4 separate regions of the Homo sapiens genome follow, and regions 1, 3 and 4 are each linked to region 2. The links are chromatin contacts, found by Hi-C or POLR2A ChIA-PET in ENCODE. All regions are on one chromosome and are shown on one strand. The core of a region is the stretch at or near the end of the contact, and the rest is flanking DNA. Distances in the headings are between cores, read along the strand shown.

Region 1 (2,700 bases), core at 45-2,544, 7.0 Mb after region 2:
TAACATTAAGGAAGGGAGGGCACTAAAAAATATGTCAGGCTTCTCCATTGACTCCAAAATCAAATCCAAACTCTTCATCCAAAAGCCCCCATAATCCAACCCCGTCATTTCCCACTACTTCTCATTAGGCTATAAAATCAAACCACTATGCCCTAAACACACCTGAGATTTCAAACATCAGGACTTCCGCTGGATTTCCTCACTCCGGCTATGCCACTTCCTTCTACTTCTTCATGCCAAATCCTACCCAGCCTTCAAGGTCCTCAAATGCTATTTCCTCCATAAAGCCTCCTGATCTACCACTACTCAAAAAGCTACCTCTCCCTCCCCCCCTCAGGGCTGCACAGCACTTTTCGTTCCTCCCCAATGACAGGCACCATCTGTACCTGGTCCAGCGACTCTACCGGTGGGTGGTGTATCTTCGCCTGTAGACTGGGAGTTTCTTGAGGTCAGGGGAGTGACTTGCCTATCTTTGCCTCTTAGCCTTAGCAGATCCCCAGTAGACAGCTGACACTCAGAACCGACCAAAAGAAGGAAGGAATGGGACCTCCTGAGGAAGGGCACAGAACTGTCCTGTAAATGGAAACTAGACCGGACGCACGCCAAGCCGATGACCCACAGTAACAGGTGTTCTCCATCTCTGATGTCTGTGATTCATCCTGCACAGCTGCGCGCACACAGCACACGCATACACAGGCTCCCAGAATACGGCGCCCCACACGCTGTACCGCCCGTCGCGTTCTGGACGCCCCGGCGACCACACACACCGAGACACACCTCAGCGACAACCTGGATCCACAAAAAGGAGGCCCTGCCCCCTTAAAAAATACTAACACCTTACTGCAAAGAACTAGCAGCTACGGCTTGCGCCTGCGCCCCTTGTTCCCTGCCGCACCTTTTCTTGTAGTTAAGAAATCTATTTCTGCACGCATTTCGTCGCCGCCGCCCCCCATCCCTACACGCACGCACACACACACACACACACGCACACACACACACTCCCCTTCCCCTACACCTACCCCCCTCCCCCCACCTCCTTTCAGACTAGGCGCGCCTCGCAGAGCGGGATTGAATGGGAAAGAGCGGGGCCGTCTTTGTCATTAATCCTCCCCTCCTTCGGGCAAGCCAAGCTTCTTCCGGGTCAGCGACCATCCCCGCCACCCCACTCGGGGCCACGGTCCCCCCGCAGCGCTAGTCCCGGGCCCGCGAGCACCGGCCCCCGCCACCCGCAGGTTGCGGAGGGAGGAGGGCGGGAGCGGGCGGCGCGGAGCCGGGAGGCGGGGGAGGGGCCGGCGTCCGAGGCGGCGGCGGCGGCGGCTGGAGCAGCCTCTGGCAGCAGCGGGGAGAATGGGAGTGCGGGGCGCCAGACCGCCGCGGGGTGTCACGGCCGCCACGAAGCCTGCGAGGCGCGGGGCCGGCGCCCGCGGCTTTTAAACCCGGGAAGGCGCGGCGGCGGCGGCGGCGGCGGGCAGATCGCGGCGCGCACCAGGCGCCGGGGCGGCGGCCGAATGGAGAGAAAGGGCTCGGCGGCCGGGGCCAAGGGGAACCCGAGCCCGCCCGCGGCCGGAGAGGGGCAGCGGCCACCGCCGCCGCTGTGCGTCCCGGGCGGCGGCGGAGGAGCCCCAGCGAGGGGCCAGGTCGGGGCGGCGGCCGAGCCGGCCGAGCTCATCCGACGAGCGCACGAGTTCAAAAGCCAAGGGGCGCAGTGCTACAAGGACAAGAAATTCCGTGAAGCCATAGGCAAATACCACCGGGCGTTGCTGGAGCTGAAGGGGCTGCTGCCGCCCCCCGGGGAACGGGAGCGGGACTCGCGCCCGGCCTCCCCGGCTGGGGCCCTGAAGCCCGGCCGCCTCTCGGAGGAGCAGAGCAAGACGGTGGAAGCCATCGAGATCGACTGTTACAACAGCCTGGCAGGTGAGCCGCGCCGCGCCCCCCGCGCCGCGGTCCCCGTTCTTCGGCCCGGTCCCTCCGCGGACCACTGCGGCGCTCCCGCGGTGCAGATTCTCCTGCTGTGACTGTGTTGCTCTGGGGAGAACCCGGGAGGGAGGCGCTTTGGAAAAAGTGTGACTTTCAGGATTATGCCTTTCAAAGGCCATAATCATCTCTTGTCCCTTCGCTAGCATACATCGTAAATCTCACCTAGAAATGACTGGAAGGGGACCCAGCTGGCCTGGCTATGGCTGCTGCTGCTACTGCTCACCAGTGGACCTGGGTCCAAAATGCGGAAGCAGCGCCCGGGGTGGGCCCCCGCAGCCACCGCTAGCCCAGCTTTTTCCTGCGGGTGGGTCCCAAGGGAGGCCACGCACCTGTCTGCTCTCCTTAGGTAGCATGAGCACCAGGATTGGTCCTCGCCTTTTCCCCAACTAACCGCATCCCTGTAGGTAAGATCTTCCCCAAGTTTTTTGGCCCCAGTAGCAAAGGGGAGTTTGACACCATGCCTTCAGCATCTTGAGCAAAATGGATTCCAGAATGCCACTTTCTTCTCTCTGAGCTCTGCTGGGGCTCCCGGTTGCCAGGTGAAGATCTCTATCTCAAAAGAAGCTTGGTTCATGGTTGGGCTTGAACTATGCTGCATTCTCCCTCTCCTCCCTGCCCGTTTCTCACTATGTGTAGCATCAGTCCTCACGCCAGCTGGCTGCTAGGGGTGAAGGAAAAGGGGGCCCTACTCTTGGGCAAAGAAGGTGTACATTCCAACATTCC
Region 2 (2,700 bases), core at 109-2,608:
TTGTCTCACTCTGTCGCCCAGGCTGGAGTACAGTAGCACGATCTTGGCTCACTGCAACCTCTGCCTCCCGGGTTCAAGCGATTCTCCTGCCTCAGCCTCCCGAGTAGCTGGGACTACAGGCGCCCGCCACATTTTTGCATTCGTAGTAGAGACGGGGGTTTCACCATGTTGACCAGGCTGGTCTCGAACTCCTGACCTCGTGATCCGCCCGCCTCGGCCTCCCAAAGTGCTGGGATTACTGGCGTGAGCCACCGCGCCCAGGCTTTTATTGACTTTAAATAATTTCAAATTAATAAAGAAAACGGCCGGGCACGGTGGCTCACGCCTGTAATCCCAGCACTTTGGGAGGCAGAGGCGAGTGGATCACCTGAAGTCAGGAGTTCGAGACCGGCCTGACCAGTATGGTGAAATCCCGTCTCTACTAAAAATACAAAAATTAGCCGGGCGTGGTGCCAGGCGCCTATAATCCCGGCTACTCGGGAGGCTGAGGCTGGAGAATCGCTTGAACCCGGGGGGCGGAGGTTGCAGTAAGCCGAGATCGCCCCACTGCACTCCAGCCTGCGCGACAGCCTGAGACTCCATCTCAAAAAAAAAAAAAAAAAAGAAAAAGAAAAAGAAAAACAAAAAAGAAAACAGGAGCAACATTTTACAAATTATACCATCTTTTAATTTTACATCCATGGAAGCTGAATGCCACAATTTGTCAGAGACAAGCTAAAGAAAACACAAGAATGAGTAATGTCTAACACTGCTTCGCGTGAAAATGAGAACACTCACAGTACCTACCTCTTTAGATAGCCATGTGGTTTAAATGATATAATAGACCAGTTGCTGGTATCATACCACATCCCATACTACGGGTCGTCTCTTCCCAAGTGAAAATCTGCTTTCTGGCCTACAAAAGGATTATACTAAACCCTTTTAGTGGTGGGGAGAGTATCCGTGGAGAGGAAAGAGCAGGAGGAAACAGGTCTTTCCCTGAAAATGAGCAAGGGCGTTTGGCTTTTATTGAAAAACGCCCCAGAGGAAGTACTGGGAACTGCACCGGCAACAGCAGCCTGACCCGCAGAAGTTTCTTTGGCCAGGGCCAGCACAGGTTTGACCTGGTGGCTCCGACGGCGGAGCGAGACTGCCAACACGTGCACACTCCGTCCAGACCTCCCACTTCCCTCCGCGCTCCCGCGATAGCTGTCCAGCAACTCTAGCTTTCTAGACTCAACCACGGCGTCGCCGCTCGTCGAGAGGGCTGCCCATCCCGGGGACCCGCCCAGCCTGGCCCAGCAAAATGTACCTTAGTAGCCTCAACCTGTACCGGAGAAAACGCAGGCTGCGCGGCGGCTTAGAGCGGTCAAGTGGAACCCCGCCTCGACCTCTCTGATTGGGTAATGCGCACAAGAAAATCAAGAGGATTGGTCGGCTGCAGAGAGGCGGCCCGTAACGCGACGCGAAAGAAGTGGGGCATAGCGGCCCGGGGAATTCTTGCTAGCTTCCGATTGGACGAAAGCAGAACGCCTGCCCCTTCGTAGACCCAGCGTACGTACAACGCTCACACCACCACGCCGTACGCTGCGTTAGCGGAAGTTTAATGGCCCCATTGGTGGGATGCGTGGCCAATAAAGGGCAAGAATAAGGCGGATTCCGCCTTCCTCGTGGCTGACTGGATGCATCCGCTGGTACTGATTTACGTGAGTTTCAGCATTTAGACGTTCCGAGTTTCCACCGAGCCAGAGTTGGGTAGAGAGTTATTAAGATGACTAGGAGACTAATGCGGGGAGAAATAATTTAGTAGTTAGACTCAGGCCCTGAAACTACCACTCGTGTTCAGAAAGTCTACGTAATACCTTATTGTTTTCACGCGAAGAAACCAGCCCTTCAGGCCGGGCTGAATGTGGTTTAGGGATTCTCTGGCTGTCATTGGGTGAAAAAGCGATCAGTTTGAAGGTAGCTCCGCCTGGGCTCTAGGGAACTCTGGGATTTGTAGTCCGGAACTTTCGAGTCCTGTAGCTTTAAATGTGGTTGTTGCTACTGAGTTCTTTCATGTTGTTAATAACACCCATTGACATTTATTGTGGTTTGTTGGACTTTTTATCCTTTCGTTTATCAGCAGCATTAAAGACAACATTTAAGAAATGTGTAAACACTGCATGTATGTTCGTAAACAATAAATGTTAGTGTTTCCAACAATTTACTGCTGTGCCTAGCTGTATACTATATGTTCATGCTTACTGTACTAAGTAGATACTAAAATTATTTGTTTCTAAAACTTTTGCTGTTACAACAAAACAGTCTGATTTTCATATTAGTGTCCATTTACGATTATTTGAACCCTACATTTAGCAATTATGTGTACTGTGATGGCATAGGTAGCAGCTGCTTACATGAATCAAGTGTTGTTATGACATGAAGCAGAACTGGCTGCTATCTTCACAGGAAAATAGGGCTATGCTTAAAATGTCAAGCAAGACCACCATCAGGAGGAATACACATTGTATATTATTAAAGACTGTATTATAGTGTCTATTTTCAGCCTTTATTAAAACAGTTTTAGGACAGGCTTTTCCTGAGTCTATAGAATCCTGAACTCTTCTGTGAGCTAATTTAGCGGTATTTCATTTTTGTGTCTAGCAAAAGTAAAACCATTAATAAATACCAAAAACTTGCTGAGTAGACTTTTCGCTTTCGAAAAATTTTAATATTTTT
Region 3 (2,700 bases), core at 67-2,566, 5.5 Mb after region 2:
GATTCAGCTGCCTGTCGCTAGGAGCCCCGGGAGAGCGAGGCCTACACCGCCCGGCCGGAGCCCCGGCCTCGATTTCGCCACTTTCCCCAAACCAGAGGGAGAGCCCGGGGGCAACCAGGCCCGTCTGGGCGAGAGGGAGGAGAAGCAGAGACCACTTGCAACAGCGGCCGCGGGAAACGGGGTGCGGGGCGCCGGGCTCCCGCCAACAAGTCTCCCGGGGGTCCCCCACCCTACCGCCTGCCTCGCAAGTTGCGCATTCAAGTTCAGGCTGGTGCCCTTTAGCCTCCACAGCCCTCGCCACTCTCGAAACTGTATTAAAAACAAGACGCAGAAGAGGCCACAACCGAACGAAAGGCGATGGTGCTGGGCCTCTAAGAGCGCCGAGGGGGGCGGCCCACAGCGACCCTACCGCCCCAGTCACTTCCCCTCTGCAGACCCCGCCAGCCCCCGGGTCGCAGCCCCCGGCCCCTCGGCGTCCGGGTCTGTCACCGCCCGCTTCCCAGCCCCAAGACCCCTTTTCCTTAACGCCGGCGACGGGGGCTTCAGCTCCCCCTTGCCTCCGGCGCTCCTCGGCCTCCTCACCCTCCACATCCCCAAAATGCCCCCAGCACCTTTTAAAGTACGCGGAGGAAGAGTTTGCCGTCAAACTTTGTAGAGCGGTAACCTCGCCCCCCTCCCCGACCTACACTTTCAGGGCAGGCATCAGGAGAGATCACTTTGCACTTGGGATAAAGCGAATTAAGGAGCTGTCAACCATTTTAGGTCTTTTTTATAGAAGACATCCTCTCCTTCCCCTCCCCCTGCAATGGTTTTAATTTGACACCAAACCTTCCCACCGCAGAAGGGGGTAGAGAAAGGGAGGGGGTGGGGACAGAGGGCAGGAGGAGGGTGACGGGGGAGAGCGAGAGGGGGAGGCTGGGAGGGTGCGGGGAGGCGCGGGGAGGGGAAGGGGGTTGATTTACCTGAGACCAGCCACTGGCCTCCATTGTTGGAGAATTCAATGGCATTGACACAGCCGAAGTGGCCGAGGAGGTCCTTCTTGTAGAGGTTTCTGCAGCCCCGCAGGCGTCTCCTCTGAAAGTCCTGAGTGAGCAGGGGGTCCCCATGCAAGCCCCGCTGGGACAAGAAGCCCACCACTGACCTCATGCTGCCCCCCAGGCCAGCTCTCCTCTTCATGCTGGAACCGCCGCCGCCGCCGCTCGCGCCGCCGCCCCTCCCTCGGCCTCACGCGCGGCCGCTGCTCCCCCCACCCGGCCCTCCCCCCGCGCTGCGATCCGGATGGTTCTTTAACCAGCCATGGCAGGCAGAGCGAGGTGTGCAGACACTCGGCGGCGTTCGCGGCTTCCTGACGGTCCCCTCCCTCTCCTTCCCCCCGAGGCTCCTCCCTCTGCCTCTCCGCCTCCTCCAGCAGCTGATCCTCAGCTGCCGCCGCGCTTCCGCGATGCGCGGCCCTTCCGCCGGCTGCGGGGCCCCGAGAACGCGGCGTCGGCGCCCCTCCCCTCCGCGGGGGGCTGGCCGGAAGAACGCGGGCGGCCGGCCCGGAGACCACGGGCGCCGGCTGCTTTCCCAGTTGAGCCGCTTCCCGCCTGGGGACCTGGGTGGCGCCGGGCGGAGACCCCTCTGCACCCCAGCGCCCCGCACTCCGCGGAGTTGAATGCGCGTAACAATCCGAGTGGCCGCCGGGCTTTGGCTCGCCTTCCTCCCGCGGGGACCCGCGGGCCGGCTGCTGCCCGGAGGCCAGCGCCCGTACGAGTTCGGGGAAAATGCGGCTGGAGTGGGGGAAGGTGCGGGCGGGGGCTCCGGCCCTCCTTCCTCTGCTGGCCTCTGCCTTGGGCAGTCCGGCCCTGCCCGAGGCGGGGGAACCGGGAGGTAGGGCCGCACACTTGGAGGAACGTTGCCTGGGGGTTTTGTTCGCGCACCCGCCCCTTCCCCTCTCCCGGTAAATGTTTAACACCACCGCTCATCCCCAAGTCCAGTTCTCTAACTCTTCCTTCCTCCGGTCCTTTAGTTGAAAAAGGCTAAATTGTTCCGTCTGGCAGATTAGAGTGGTACATGGGGGGAAAGAGAAAGGGATAAAGAAGTAGGAAGAAAATTGCCAAAACCGAGTTGATGAAGTCCCGAGAAGCACGAGGTACTTCTCTCCGTTCCAGATAAATTTGCACGACACAAGAAGCGTGATTTGAAACTAACGATATATGTTATTTAATTGGGTTCGGTGAGCTCCTCTTAAAGGTCTCGAGTGGGGAGCACTGAGGTTGGACAGCTGTTAACCAGCAGCTGCGCTCCAGGCCAGAAGTGGCTGCACTTCAGTAGGATGGGAGTCACCGCGTTGACCCTAGTGGGTGTTAAATGCTTTGGAATTCTACCAGATACAGTTAAAAGTCCCCTTTTCGATGTATTATAGTACTTTTCCTGGAAGCTATCCTCTGTCATTAAGTGGTAATAAGCTACTGAAATAGGCACTTGTCAGTTTTGCCCTTTCAAGTTAGCAGGAATTACATCCTCTGGACCAGAGATGGCACAGGAGCAGTTGAGTAGAATCATCATTGAAAGATGGGCTGTACATCTCTGATCTGGGGAAAATAATAATAATTTTTTTTAAAAAAAAAGATCGGCTGAACATGGAAGAGGTTTACCCGTCAAACAAAATTATTTACTTCTACTTTTTGTTCAGTGACAATACGATTAATCGTACTAATA
Region 4 (2,700 bases), core at 7-2,506, 6.1 Mb after region 2:
GCATGCAACTCCACATTCCAGGCACTTCTCAAAAATGGGGTGCACTGGGTTCTACATAAAAGCATTAAAGCGAAGTTAAGCAATCTCTTTATGCCTAAGTTTCTAGGTCTACCAACCTTATCGGGACAACGCGGGAGTTAATATGGAGGGCTGTGTTTTACACCCACTTTGAAAGCACGGCATTGTCTGTTTCTAAAGAATTGTAAACTTTCATGTGTTACATTACAGAAATCTGAACGGAGAGGATTAACCAAATACCATTTGGACTTAAAAGCAGCTTGAGGCCGGGCGCGGTGGCTCATGCCTGTAATCCCAGCACTTTGGGAGGCCGAGACGGGCCGATCACGAGGTCAGGAGATCGAGACCATCCCGGCTAACACGGTGAAACCCCGTCTCTACTAAAAATACAAAAAAATTAGCCGGTGTGGTGGCGGGCGCCTGTAGTCGCAGCTACTCGGGAGGCTGAGGCAGAAGAATGGCGTGAACCCGGGAGGCGGAGCCCAGATCGCGCCACTGCACTCCAGCCTGGGCGACAGAGCAAGACTGTCTCAAAAAAAACAACAAAAAACAGCTTGAAACCTCTTCCAGCCACTCTCCCAGAGTGACGGACATGCAGAAATCTGTATTCCAGCCTCAATTCAAGACAGCCTTCTAGCTGCAGTCCCATTTTCAACATTTCATCAGTGAAAATCCTTTCATTTAAAAAATACTTCAGTGCCTTAGTCTTCTCACCACAACAAAACCACACAGCTGTGGCATGGTTGAAAAAAGAACTCGAACATCTAGGAGCTCCCTGCTTTGAGGGCAAATTTAAATTGCAAGCAGCAAGAGCTAAGGAAAGGCCAGGTATTTCTGCAAAGCTAAGTTTCTCCTAATTAGTAATCTTCTGGGTGTCTAAGAAAAACTTTAGATACAAGAAGGGTTGCCACTTTTCTCAGGAGACTCTTCTGGGAGAGATGATGATGAACCGAACGCCAAGGACTTAGCAGGGGCGAACGACGTCAACAGATGTCCCTCCAGACTCCGGCACCAGCCGGCCGAGCCCAAACGAGTTCTCGCCCCCGACCCCACCCACCGCGGGAGCAGGGTTCGGTCACTCGCAGTGTCAGAGAGGCCCACATCCTCCTAAATTTCCGGCCCTCCCAAAACTTCCGTCTTCCCTAGGTCCAACGGGGTGGACCCAAGGCCCAGGGGCGTCCCCGGAAGTGACGTAGGACGCGCCCTCCATTTTGTGGAGCGCCAGAGCTGCTAAGTGCGTCAGTTGTGGAGTGGCGTAGACGAGTTAAGTCCTGGTCTGCGTGGAGGTCGACGACTCCGTCGCAGACTACGGACCTGTCTGGGTCTCAGCCGCCAAAGACCCCGTCCGGTAGGTGAGTGGCTCACTTTGAGGGCAAGCCTTCTCGGATCGAGGCTTCTTCATGGCCGCTCAGATCGTGAGCGGCCGGGGCTGCTCTCTTTGCGGAGGATGGCGTCTAATGAGCGCAGTTGATTCGAGGTGGGCGCTGGGGCACGTCTCCCTTTTGGCATACTGTTTGAGGGGTACTGAGGTGAAAGGGCGGTCACTGTTCGGGTCGTTTTTACACAGCGGTTGTGCGCCCGTCCCTGCCAGTCTTAATGTCTTCATCTCCTGGACACGTAGAATAGTGGGCCGGGATCTCCCTGACTTTGCTGGCGATGCGGCTGGGCCTTTTGTAGGGCGGCCGCAGTGACCCCCGAGAAGGGGGTTGCTGGGAGGAGAAGGGAAGAGGGAATTTGGCACGCGCAGCTCTGCTGCCTTTGATTCCACCGCCGCCATTTTGTGGCCGCAGAGCGCCCGCCCGCTGCTGTTGGCGCAGGCGCGGTCGAGGCGTCGCGAGATTCTGGCTTCCACCCGCTGTGACGCGCCCGCGAGGCCGCCATTGGGCTGGCTTTGCGGAGGGCGCGGGCGGCTCCGCCCGCACTTCTCGGCCTTTCCTAACTGCGGCAGATGGGAGGGGGCCGGAGAGCCCGGAGAGTGTGCGGCTGCGCAGTTGGAAAGGTGGCAGTGGGCGTTGCGGTTGCTGCGGTCTGGGCCCAGTAGCGGACCGTGTTGGGAGGGAGCTGGGTTTTCATTTTGTCTGCAGGTAACCTGGCCTCATTAGAGGCTCTGTTGGCAATCTCGTTCATAACATCACTGTGTAAACATTTTATGCCGTTGATGTTTTTGATTGTTTAATCAGGCGTTTCTCTGTGACAGTCATTGCTATTATCTCGATTGAATTACTTTCTAATAGGAAGTACTAGCCGGACATCATGAGTGGCTGTCGGGTATTCATCGGGAGACTAAATCCAGCGGCCAGGGAGAAGGACGTGGAAAGATTCTTCAAGGGATATGGACGGATAAGAGATATTGATCTGAAAAGAGGCTTTGGTTTTGTGGTAAGTATTTAGAACTGGGTGAATTATCTGCTAAGTAGGTAGAGTTTTGATAAGCAGTTGTTTTCGATCTTGAGTCCGGGTGGAATATTTGCCTTCAGAAAATGTTACCCAGCCTTATGTCTGAATTTTATTGAGGCTGAAAACAACTTTAACTTGCCGGCTCACTGGAACCCCACTCCCAGTGGCTCCTTGATTAGGTTTGACTGTATGGCAGTGTCGTTAAGATACTCTTCCCATTCTGTCTCCTGATTTCAGTGCTCTTAATGTGTTGTAGAATACTCTTCTAAAGCCAATGTTAAGAGT

Evidence for each region. A loop is a pair of places that touch in the nucleus more often than their neighbours do. ChIA-PET counts read pairs that join two places held with the same protein, here RNA polymerase II (POLR2A). Pooled maps may share reads with other maps.
Region 1: a map of CD8-positive, alpha-beta T cell shows a loop between it and region 2 (12-fold over the local background). The contact joins the promoter of TTC9 here to the promoter of WDR89 in region 2. A Hi-C loop is called at or near these places in 2 of 168 maps with a recorded cell type or tissue (CD8-positive, alpha-beta T cell and naive thymus-derived CD4-positive, alpha-beta T cell) and 2 of 50 pooled maps.
Region 3: a loop to region 2 is called in a map of CD4-positive, alpha-beta memory T cell, with 19 times the contacts of the local background. The contact joins the promoter of DCAF5 here to the promoter of WDR89 in region 2. A Hi-C loop is called at or near these places in 1 of 168 maps with a recorded cell type or tissue (CD4-positive, alpha-beta memory T cell) and 4 of 50 pooled maps. POLR2A ChIA-PET finds 5 or more read pairs at or near these places in 1 of 52 experiments (T-cell).
Region 4: a loop to region 2 is called in a map of CD8-positive, alpha-beta T cell, with 30 times the contacts of the local background. The contact joins the promoter of SRSF5 here to the promoter of WDR89 in region 2. A Hi-C loop is called at or near these places in 2 of 168 maps with a recorded cell type or tissue (CD8-positive, alpha-beta T cell and ascending aorta) and 9 of 50 pooled maps. POLR2A ChIA-PET finds 5 or more read pairs at or near these places in 1 of 52 experiments (CD4-positive, alpha-beta T cell).

What each region holds. Positions count from the first base shown.
Region 1 is chr14:70,640,622-70,643,321 of GRCh38, forward strand. It overlaps TTC9 (tetratricopeptide repeat domain 9), which reads left to right and starts at 1,295. Exons shown (of 3, transcript NM_015351.2): 1 at 1,295-1,914. The coding sequence starts at 1,509. TTC9-DT (TTC9 divergent transcript) reads right to left here and starts at 677. Exons shown (of 3, transcript NR_110071.1): 1 at 387-677. RefSeq lists enhancers at 190-369, 470-729 and silencers at 1,200-1,349, 1,570-1,759, 1,780-1,849.
Region 2 is chr14:63,640,513-63,643,212 of GRCh38, forward strand. WDR89 (WD repeat domain 89) reads right to left here and starts at 1,359. Exons shown (of 3, transcript NM_080666.4): 1 at 1,292-1,359. LOC105370532 (a long non-coding RNA gene) reads left to right here and starts at 1,549. Exons shown (of 3, transcript XR_001750790.3): 1 at 1,549-1,685. RefSeq lists enhancers at 947-1,606, 1,161-1,260, 1,671-1,940.
Region 3 is chr14:69,151,803-69,154,502 of GRCh38, forward strand. It overlaps DCAF5 (DDB1 and CUL4 associated factor 5), which reads right to left and starts at 1,317. Exons shown (of 9, transcript NM_003861.3): 1 at 963-1,317. The coding sequence starts at 1,176. RefSeq lists silencers at 1-91, 252-301, 1,122-1,761.
Region 4 is chr14:69,765,886-69,768,585 of GRCh38, forward strand. It overlaps SRSF5 (serine and arginine rich splicing factor 5), which reads left to right and starts at 1,257. Exons shown (of 8, transcript NM_001320214.2): 1 at 1,257-1,370; 2 at 2,253-2,397. The coding sequence starts at 2,272. LOC100289511 (a long non-coding RNA gene) reads right to left here and starts at 1,828. Exons shown (of 1, transcript NR_029378.1): 1 at 398-1,828. RefSeq lists enhancers at 1,124-1,173, 1,214-1,263, 1,373-2,137, 2,134-2,183.